Linked DNA regions of Homo sapiens: all the other regions are linked to region 2. The links are chromatin contacts, found by Hi-C or POLR2A ChIA-PET in ENCODE. All regions are on one chromosome and are shown on one strand. Each heading gives the region's core, a stretch centred on a gene start or an enhancer-like site at or near the end of the contact. The rest is flanking DNA. Distances are from core to core; before and after follow the strand shown. Region 1 overlaps HIVEP3 (HIVEP zinc finger 3). Region 2 overlaps HIVEP3 (HIVEP zinc finger 3). Region 3 overlaps HIVEP3 (HIVEP zinc finger 3).

What was found. Hi-C counts contacts between places; a loop is a spot of excess contacts on that map. ChIA-PET counts read pairs that join two places held with the same protein, here RNA polymerase II (POLR2A). Pooled maps may share reads with other maps.
Region 1: a loop to region 2 is called in a pooled map, with 4 times the contacts of the local background. The contact joins two enhancer-like sites. A Hi-C loop is called at or near these places in 6 of 50 pooled maps. POLR2A ChIA-PET finds 5 or more read pairs at or near these places in 2 of 52 experiments (WTC11 and activated CD4-positive, alpha-beta T cell).
Region 3: a loop to region 2 is called in a pooled map, with 5 times the contacts of the local background. The contact joins two enhancer-like sites. A Hi-C loop is called at or near these places in 2 of 168 maps with a recorded cell type or tissue (GM12878 and transverse colon), 28 of 37 single-sample maps with no recorded cell type and 15 of 50 pooled maps. POLR2A ChIA-PET finds 5 or more read pairs at or near these places in 2 of 52 experiments (GM12878 and activated naive CD4-positive, alpha-beta T cell).

Annotation. Positions count from the first base shown.
Region 1 is chr1:41,781,788-41,784,914 of GRCh38, reverse strand. The region is part of intron 1 of HIVEP3 (HIVEP zinc finger 3); the gene reads left to right. Among named protein-coding and RNA genes, the nearest start is that of HIVEP3, 140 kb to the left of the region's middle. Within about 2 kb of position 1,677, at least 2 of the 41 ENCODE cell types and tissues checked have a DNase peak (open chromatin) inside an H3K27ac peak, as active enhancers do.
Region 2 is chr1:41,860,695-41,863,986 of GRCh38, reverse strand. The region is part of intron 1 of HIVEP3 (HIVEP zinc finger 3); the gene reads left to right. Among named protein-coding and RNA genes, the nearest start is that of HIVEP3, 57 kb to the left of the region's middle. Within about 2 kb of position 1,651, at least 6 of the 41 ENCODE cell types and tissues checked have a DNase peak (open chromatin) inside an H3K27ac peak, as active enhancers do.
Region 3 is chr1:41,737,449-41,740,813 of GRCh38, reverse strand. The region is part of intron 1 of HIVEP3 (HIVEP zinc finger 3); the gene reads left to right. Among named protein-coding and RNA genes, the nearest start is that of HIVEP3, 180 kb to the left of the region's middle. RefSeq lists enhancers at 1,405-1,624, 1,655-1,804. Within about 2 kb of position 1,638, at least 17 of the 41 ENCODE cell types and tissues checked have a DNase peak (open chromatin) inside an H3K27ac peak, as active enhancers do.

The sequences.
Region 1 (3,127 bases), core at 428-2,927, 79 kb after region 2:
CCAGTTTTATTTAGGTTATATGGTTTTGATAAAAATTTGTAAATTATCTGCCAGAAAAAAAAATGTAAAAACTTACATTCTCACCAGAAACCTGTTTTGTGGCTAATAATTACAAAAGAGCATTTTTCTATGTAAACGGAGATGTGGTTGTAAGAAGACTACAATAGAATTTACAAGGCTTGATTCTAGGCCAAGCTCTTCTCCTTAATTTACTTGAGTAAGTCATGGAAACTCTCCAGCCTCCGTCCCATGGGGTGTGTAACCAGCTTGCCTGCCCCAGCCCCTCACAGTTTGGGGTGTTGCTCCTGTATCCCAAAATATCCCTGAGTGCATAAGTGTAAGCTCCCCACTCACCTAGGTATAAAAGCAGCAAGTCAAGAGCAATTGCTCTCCCTGTTCTGGGTCCCAGGACTCCTCTGGAGCAATGCTGTCCAGTAGAAATATAATGCAAGCCACAAATGTGAACCACACGTGTGATTTTAAATGTTCTGGTAGCCACATTTAAAAAAGCAAAGAGAAACAGTTGAAACTAATTTTAATAGCTTATTTTCTTTAACACAACATATCCAAAAGGTTATTTCAACATGTAGCCAATATTAAAAAAATTAATAACAGATTTTACATTCTTTATTTTTTCATACTACATGTTAAAAATAAAGTATGTGCTTAAACCTTACAATATGGCCTAGCCACATTTCAATAGCCACAAGTGGCTAGTGGCTTCCATATCCTGTAGCCCTGCTCTAGGGCAGGGGAGGTGGGACCCTGGGCTTCCCCCAGGAACCCTGCTCTCCCTGGAAGCACAGCTGCCTCCCTCCTGCCTGATTGTCATGTGCCTGTCTGCCCCTCTGCAAACCCAGAATTCCCATCCTTCTTCCCTACCTACTCCCTGCAGAGCCAGGCAGCTTTTTACTTTTAAAGCGTTTTACTTTTACTCCTGGCGACCCAAGAAGTCTGATTCTAAATCCACCCCAAGAAAATGGACAATAGATAATACCGCCACCCTGCTGCACCCTTTTTGGAAGAGTTTCCTTCCATGATTTTGCTGCATGACCACTTGTCCTAACAGACCATTGCCAGAACAGCAACTTCATTGATTCTAGGGAGCAGCCTTACCTTTCTCCCTTTCTGAGCGGGGTTCAGCCCTCGAGGGGCCCTGGGTGATTTTCTGGCCCCTTCATTCTGAAAAAGTAATACCCACGAATGTCATCTCCAGCAAGACATCTCCTGTATGTATAAAATAAAGCTGGTGCTCTCAGAAAGTTTGAGGGAAAGATGATCTATGCGAGTGTGTGTGTCTCTGTGTGTGTGTGAAGGAGCACAGAGTATCTAGTGACTGGCAAGAGTGTCCTGAAGGGCCCTGGTAGCTGTGAGGTTGCCCGCATCCCTCCCATCACCCTGCGAGCCCTCCGGCCTATGCCACATTGCTTCCCTCCCTCCCACTCTCCTTTTGTTAAGTGGCACACGGAGAGGTTATTTATTGTAGCATTCTGACAAATAAAAGCCATTCCTCTGATTTACAACCGTGCCACCCCCTCTCTTTGAGTCAGTGTGTGATTCATCTCTTTAATGTGATCCTTCCGAAGCGTGTGGCTCACTAGGGGAATGAATACGGAATGAATCCTCTCTGCCAGCCTTCCTCCTGTGGCTTCTCACTGCTCCTCCTGGCCCCAACACCCACACCCGACAACAATCTAGTCCGTGCCAGCTTCTGCCAAGGGCTTACCATGTTTCTCCTTTTCTCCTGTGATTCTGTCCCATTGGTGACTCTGTACTCGGTTCCCAGGAGAACTTAGCAGGGGCCCTGAGGACAAACACCCACCAGAGTCAGCTGCATCCCCAAAGATTCCTTTTGTTTTGGGAGGAACCCAGGAGCCCTGGAACCTGGTTTGGTTTCCAGGTTTGAAAACCACAGCCCTGGCACCCTGAAGCCCCGCTGCTGATCTGAAAAGGAGTGACATTGACAGGGAGTGTGGGGGGAGTGAGGTGTTGTGGCCCCCACCCCAGCCTCCAGGCTCCTCCGTTCTGACCTGGTCACATCATCTCCTAAGATTTTCCTTGCTTAACTCCTCCTTCATTCATTCATTATATTGTGGTCTTAAACTCCTCTGTAGTCACTTTTCTTTTTGTAAAATTGTGGTATGCATTAAAATGTTACTATTTAGCCTTTTTTTTTTTTTTTTGAGATGGAGTCTTGCTCTGTTGCCCAGGCTGGAGTGCAATGGCTTGGTCTCAGCTCACTGCAATCTCCACCTCCCCGGTTCAAGTGATTCTCCTGCCTCAGCCTCCCGAATAGCTGGGATTACAGGTGCCCACCACCACGCCCAGCTAATTTTTGTATTTTTAGTAGAGACAGGGTTTCACCATGTTGGCCAGGCTTGTCTTGAACTCCTGACCTCGTGATCCACCCGCCTTGGCTTCCGAAAGTGCTGGGATTACAGGTGTAAGCCACCATGCCCGGCCCCATTTAGCCATTTTTAAGCATACATTACAGTGGCATATTCACATCATTATGTGACCATCACCACCCTCCAGCTCCAGAACTTATTTTGCCTCTCCAAACTGAAACCCTGTACCCATGAAACAGTGATTCCCTTTCCCTTCTGCCCACAGCCCCTGGCAATCACCATTCTGCTCTCTGTCTCTATGAATTTGACTACTCTAGGTACCTCACATAAGTGGAGTTATACAGTATTTGTCCTTCTTTTGTGACTGGCGTATTTCTCTTAACATAATATCTTCAAGATTCACACATGTTGTAGCACATGTCAGAAGTTCCTTCCTTTTCAAGGTTGAGTGCTATCTGGAGTGTGCATATATCCATGCCACATTTGGTTGAACGATTCATCCATCAAAGGTTGGACGCCTGGGTTGTTCTTGCCTTTTGACTATTGTGTCACACTCTTCTCCATCCTGGGCATTTCCCAGTGCCTAGAACATTCTTTGCTTTTGAGGGGTTTCTGGTATGGGTGGAAGGCTGACTCCTTATAATGCATAGAGATCACCTGGGAGCAGAGGAGAGACACCTTAGAACAGCAGGAGGTGACAGGAGAGCTGAGACTTGAAGAGCGACAAGTGACAGAAGGACATGGCAGCAAAAGAAATAACATGTGCAAATGCTCAGAGG
Region 2 (3,292 bases), core at 402-2,901:
GGGGAATTTTCTGCAGATGGCTAATCCCATTCAGAAATTCTTCTTAGCTTCTATCAATAGTTGCGGCCCTTCTTAATCTGGATGTATTTGCTCATTTCCTGCAATAATCAGCTCTCACAATCGTAAATTTTAGAGCCAGGGAGAAACTTAGAGGCCAGCTTCTTAGCTTCAGCTTGACAGATGGAGAATCCTGGACTACAAAAATTTAAATGACTTGTCCAAGGTCACACAACCAACTAATTGAGAGAGGTAGAATTACTAGGATCTAATTTACATACAGTGAAATGTACAGATCTTATGTGTGCCGTTAGATCAATTTTGACGAACTCATGCACATGTGCTGCCCGCACCTCCGCTGGAGAACCAGAATTAGAATCATGCTCTTGGCTACAAATGCAAAAGTACAGAAAGCATAATGCCCACTGGGATTTCAGCTTCCATTTGGGAAGACCTTCCTTTCTCTGAAGGTCTGGTCCCCACTCCCTGAACTGGCACATGGTATCACCTCCCCTTTCCTTTCTTCTTTTGTCCCATTCCAAGAACCTATATTATTTTTGAGCCGGAGTTCAGATGTCTTCCTAGTTTAGTCAGGGTTGTCTAGGAAACTAGAAATAACTGCAGATTCCAGGCTCTACAGATCAGGTGATCCTTGGCTCCTCTCTTCAGAGCCATGTTAATTCCTGCCATCCTTTTCCAGCGTTCTCTGCTTTTTCCTGCCCTCACATTACTGGGATCACCCCCACCTTACGCAGTTTACTTTCAGCTCCCCAGCAGAAGCAGATCTGACCCTGCAGCTTAACTTCCCAGGAGGCAGTTGCTGGTAGCAGTCGATGCTGGGTGACATGTGCACAGATGACTCTGCGTCTGGGAACGTATGTGACAGTGGAGGAGGAACGCCTGTGAAATTCAACTTCTGTTTGACTCATCCTTGCCTTCCAGGAACTGGAGGAGGTGTGCATTTGAGACTGTTCAAGTCCATTTCACCTTAAGCATTGCTCTTGTGTGTGTGTGCATTCATTGTTTCCTTCCCTCCCGCTGCCATTCAGAATAACTGCAGCTGTGAGCCACTGCACTTGGGGTTACCATCTGAAAGGGAACCTGCTTATCTTCCGTCTATATCTGCCAAGTGAGAAAACTTGTCTCTACGTCAGTAAAGCTGGGCAGTGATGATATCCCTTGTTTTCAGGGATCTTTATCTGATTCCCTTGCCTGACTCCTAAAACCTAAGTCTCTGACCTGCCCTCCAATTCTCTTTTCACAACAAGCTGCCTGTCTTTGTCAAGATCTGTGGTCCACAGTCCTGTTGAATCTGTAGTTCATTTCTTAGACTCCCAGTGTGTCTAAAGAAATAGGAGGCAGGAGGCAAGCTTGGAGGGAATGGGAAATGTTGACAGCCATGCAGAAATGGATGGGGAGAGATGCATGCCAGGATGTTTGCAGTGGCTTGGGGGTGGAGGCAGAGGAGGTGCTGGGTGGCAAAGAGGAGGGAAAGAGAGGGGAGAGGGGAGGAGAAAAGAAAACAATGACTCAGTTCTTACACACTGAAGCATATGCATAAGTGTGAAAATAACTAAGCCCTACAGTATTTCAGCAGAAGGAAGGATTAGAGTTCTGGATTTCTGAGGATTTCTATCTTGTTCTCATGACTGCTCTTAGCTTATGGTCAGATAAATGTTAGGGGAGCATCAACGGAAGGAGCAAGAGAGGTGGAGAGGAGTGCAGAGCCCACACTTGTTGCTTATTTGTTTGGACAGACAGCCATTTCATTGGTGGATAAAACTTCACTTAACTTGTTAACTCCCCTTTGAAATGAGGAAGCATTGTCCGTAGCCTCGTGCTTCCAGTCAGTGCCACCTTTGGGTGGTCTGGCCTTTTTAAGTTCTTGTAAAGCTGCTCGAACCTGTGTCTTTATGTCTGACGATGCCACCTCCACCTCACATCCCCCAAGTTTTAAAATTCAGAACTGCCCCTGACTCATCCTTCATCCGCCCCCCGGCCAAATTTGTTTCCAAGCCCTTTAGATATTTGCTTTGTGGTATCTTCCAGATCTATTTCTTTCTCTCCCGTTGCCAACACCGTGGCCAGCCTGGTCTACACTGTAAAAGCTTTCTAATGTTCTCATCACCTCTCGTCTAGTCTGCATCCCCACAAAAAGCTAAAGTCTTGAAGTTTTTATTTAATTATGTTAATCTGCTGTTCACAAGTCTCCAACTGCTCCCTGCAGCTTATTGGAGAAAGCCCAAGCTTCTCTGTGTGGGATTCAGACCTCTCTGAAATCTGGCCTCCTTCCTTCCTATCAACGCTCTCATCTCTGCCTCCCTTGCACAAATCCTCCTCCCAGGGCTGGAAATGCAGGCAGCATGTGCAGGATGCAGAGCCTGTCTCATGCGGCGCTCACAGTCTCCCCACATCCCCAGAGGCCAGCTCACTTCTTAGCCACCTGCCTAAAATTTCCCCACCCTTCAAGGTAAACTCAATCCATTTTCCCATAAAGGCTGACCTGCATCCTCCTGAAAATGCCAGCTGCCCTCTTGGGCCTCTAGCAGAACACACTCCTGGATTCTTTGTGCCTTGATTTACCGTATTGCCAGCTACCATTGTGAATCTCATCTCCTTGGTTAAATCATAAGCCCTTAGAGTAGAGCAACTAGGTTTTTCTTTTTTCATTTCTTTTTTATAACCCTAGTGCTTGGCCTGGTGCAGTGTGCTCACAGGCCTCCATGAATTATTTTGGAGGAATTAAAGTGGACTTATCGGGCAAGCTACAAAGTGACTTTGTGTATTCAGCTATAACATGGTCCCCAGATGGAGCATGGTGTAGGAGTTTTATTTGGAGTCATTAGCCATTCTGCCCATACTGACGGACACAGGCAGTGCTATAGGCTGTGAATGGCACACAGCTTTTAACCACCACCCACCTCCAGTGCCCTGGCTCGAGTGTGCTGAGGGGCTGGCAGCAAGGCCTCTCCTCCCTCGTAGTTCGGGATTTTAATCACGTTGCCAAGAACCTAGTCCTGGCTTTGCCTCAATCTGATTCCACCTCCCTCCTGGAAGATGTTCTTCTTTTTGCTTTATTTTGGCTGCCAGTTTCGCTGCTCTGCTGCTTTCAGGTTTGTGTGCTTAAGGTGTGCCCACAGGAAAATTAGCCAGAATTCTAATTCCACGTGTGACTTCTTCGTTAGTGGAGTAATTTAAGAGATGTGAGTGTTCTGTTTCCAGCTGGCATTATACCTGTGGGGGCCAGACCCAGCAGGAAACTCCAACAATGGCAATGGTGGAGATATTAGGGGGA
Region 3 (3,365 bases), core at 389-2,888, 120 kb after region 2:
GTGGATGAATGGTAGAGCCAGGGCTGGTACCCATGACTGCAGACTCCTTGTGCAGTGCTCCTGTTCCCATTTTGCTTGCCTGTCTGCCATGGTGGTGGGGCACAGAGTGGGGTCCCCCCACACGTTGGTTGTCAGGATGAGTGAAGGAGGAAGTGTGAGAGCTCCTAGCCAGGGCCTGTGTAGTGGTGGGTGTTTATTAAACGTTTGTAGAATAAATATGAAGGACACATGCCCCAGAGCCAGCCTCTCTGTATATGGCAGTTTTTACCTTCTTCCCCACTCTTTGCACCCAAAACTGCTGTCATGGGCTTGCCCTGACAGCACTGGAGAGAAAAGCAGGCAATGTCATTCCAGAACCTTTGGGCTTCCCAGTGTCTGTTCCCTCCTCGCCCAATCACACCAGGTTTGCATGGTGCAGCTGTGTATAGGCAATAGAAGAGCGGCAGAGAAGCCAGGGGTGTCCTGTCCCACCTACATTAACTCATCCACTCTCTGGCTGCCCAGCCTCCAGCAGGTCTTGCAATAAGCTGCTTTCAGGATGGCCTTGGAGACTGAGTGGTCATCAGAGAAAAGGGGTGCAGGGCCTTAGGGCCCAGAGCATTGGTGGTGGCCGGGGAGGCAGTGGCCACACCATTGCCAGCGCCCACATCTTCATCCCGTCCACTGGCCAGCAATGTGGATGGGTAGGTTGAGTATGGGGAGACCTGGAGGACTTAGGTTTGAGTCCTGGATCTGCCACTTCTTAGCTGTGTGACTTTGGGCAAGTTACTTCAACCCTCTCATCCCATTTTCTCATCTCTAAAATGGGGATAGACAACTTCCTGGTTATGCCGTGGTTGTGGGTAGGAAAGGGCTGTTTGTGGCTGGGTGCTAGGGTGGCAGTGAAAACACTTTGGAAATGCTGAGATGCTGTCATGTAGGAATGTCATGGCCACTGTGCTGTTACTAGTGCTCTCTTCTGAAGCACACTGGGGAGGTGGGCCAGACAGCCTGGACTTGAGCCTCTGCCTTAAACAAGTCACATGGTCTCTGAGAGCCTCAGTTTTTCTCATCTGTGAAGTGGGCATGATTACCCTGCCTGTCTTACAGGGTTATCTGGAAGCAGACAAGATGATACTGGGAGTCTGGGGTTGAGACATGCTTGGTAGATGTTAGGTGGGTGGGTACAGTGGGTGGAGTGGAAGGAGCGCCTGAGGAAGCCAAGACTTCCTTCCAAGAGAGGCAGAGGGGGTGGGGGCAACCCCAATTTTTTCTCTGCTGAGCTGGGTAACTCCTGGGGGCACATTACTCACCCTCCCTGAGTCTCGGTGTTCCCATCTGCAAAGAGAGTTGTGGGTGCCCAGTGCTCTGTGGGCGGTCACTTGGCCGCCACTGGGCTGTCACGCTGTTCCTCTGCTCCTGGAAGGAGTGACCCACTGAGACTGGGCCTCCCTCTCTGGCAAGTTAGGCCTACGGCTGCCACCGACCCTCTGACCTCACTCGGCTCCTGCCTAAATGCCCCCCAGCTCCAAGTACTTCTCTGAAACAGCCTGGCTTCCTGGAGTTCCCCGTTTGCCACCGGCTGCTCTGTGCACGTGACCTCCAGCTTGAGATGTTGAAATCCTACTCCAGGCTGCCCGGAAACCCCCAGCCGTCTGGGGCCATGCAGGGGCAGAGGCGGCGCGGGCTCCTTGGGCTTTGCCACACTTTGCGGCAGCAAGTCGGGGGCATCGATTCACGTTCTATTTTCAGACATTTCTGTTTCCTCCGCAAAAAGCAGTGGGTGGCCGAGGGAATTCAGCCTTCCGGTGACTGTGAGATGATTCCAAGCACAATATCTTCATATGGATGATGATTTCAGAAACTACGTGAAATGTTGTGGTCTAATGGCGCCATGGTTCATTACCAACGGAGAAAAGATTTTAGAATCTACCCTCTTGGGGATGTGAGTGCTGATGTGGGAGTTTTCTCTCCATAGGTTTCTTTACCCTGTTTGTAGGGAAAGAGGCAGACAGGGAGGCGGGCATTTATGGTGGGCCCAGGAATCCCTATAGCTGCCAAGACAGCTGCCCCATTTTACTGGTGAAGAAGCTAAGGCATGGAGAAAGGAATTGATCAAGCCAAAACAGCACAGTTACACAGCAGCAGAGCTTGGACTGGAATCCAGGGCTTCCTGACCACAAAGCCGCTGGTTTCCAAGCCTGAGTCCAGGTCCTGTGAGCTGATGGATCATGGGAACTTGAGCAAGTCACCTGATGCCTCAGACTCTACTATCTTTCTGCTTTGTGGGAGGGTTGGATTAACTCAAAACTTCTTAAGCTTTTCCACAGAGAAGAGTCAATGAATTTCTTTGAGTTTTAAACATTCTTATGCTATAGCATGTATCAGAACTTACTTTAGGAATTTTTAAATTGTTTTCTTCCCTACATCTCCAAGTAGAATTGATGGTCTGAGAAGATGCCCCGCTACCCCATGGCTCCGTGCTGAGGCCGCCACCTGGATTGAGAAACCCAGGGCTTTACTGATTTCTGAGGACTGGTTCAGCGACAGTGCCTGCGATTTCTGCGCAGTACAAGGGCTTGGCCAGAGTTTGTGAGACCCAGCTGCTTGTCTATATGTCTCTGGGGACGCTGCTTCCCGCTCGTCCTTCCTAGAGGCCAAGGCCTGGGGCAGGCCTTCTCCACATGGGGTGTCCCTCCCACTGGCCAGAGCAGGATGGAAGAGGACCCTGCCCTCCCAGAGGTGGCCAATGCTGAATTTGAGTTTCAGTGCTACCAGCTCTGGCCTTGGACAGATCACATGGCTGAGCTTCATGGTCCTCTATAGACATGGCATGGATCCATATCCTTCTTCAGAATTTCAGTGACACAGAACAGAACAGGTACAGCAAAGGCCCCAGCACAGGGCCTGGCAAGTAGGATGTGCCAGAACAGGTTAAGTGACACCTGCTGTATTTTAGGGCCTCAGAGCCTCACAAATCTGTAAGCCGTTTCCACATTAAAATCTCCCTTTCCAAATATATCTCCCTGCCCAGTTTTGTCATGAGCCTGAGGTCCTCATCATCACCAAGGCCTTGGGTTGATGACCCTTATTAAAACACAGTTCTTACATAAAGTGCCAGACTGAGTTCCCCGCCCCACCTTCTATTTAATTAACCACGTGACCTTGATAAGTCATTTCTCTTCTCTGAGCCTTTATTCCTTCATCTGTAAACCAAGGATGCTAAGGAGCAAATGAGTTACTGCAAATAAGACTCTTTTTCAGGTGTTTAGCAGCTGGTGGGACAACAGATGATTCAATGGGCCATGGTAGCCCAGGACACTAAACCCAATGACAGGGGTATGCTCAGCCTTTTGGGGAAGCAGATCCTTTGAACCTGTAGTCTT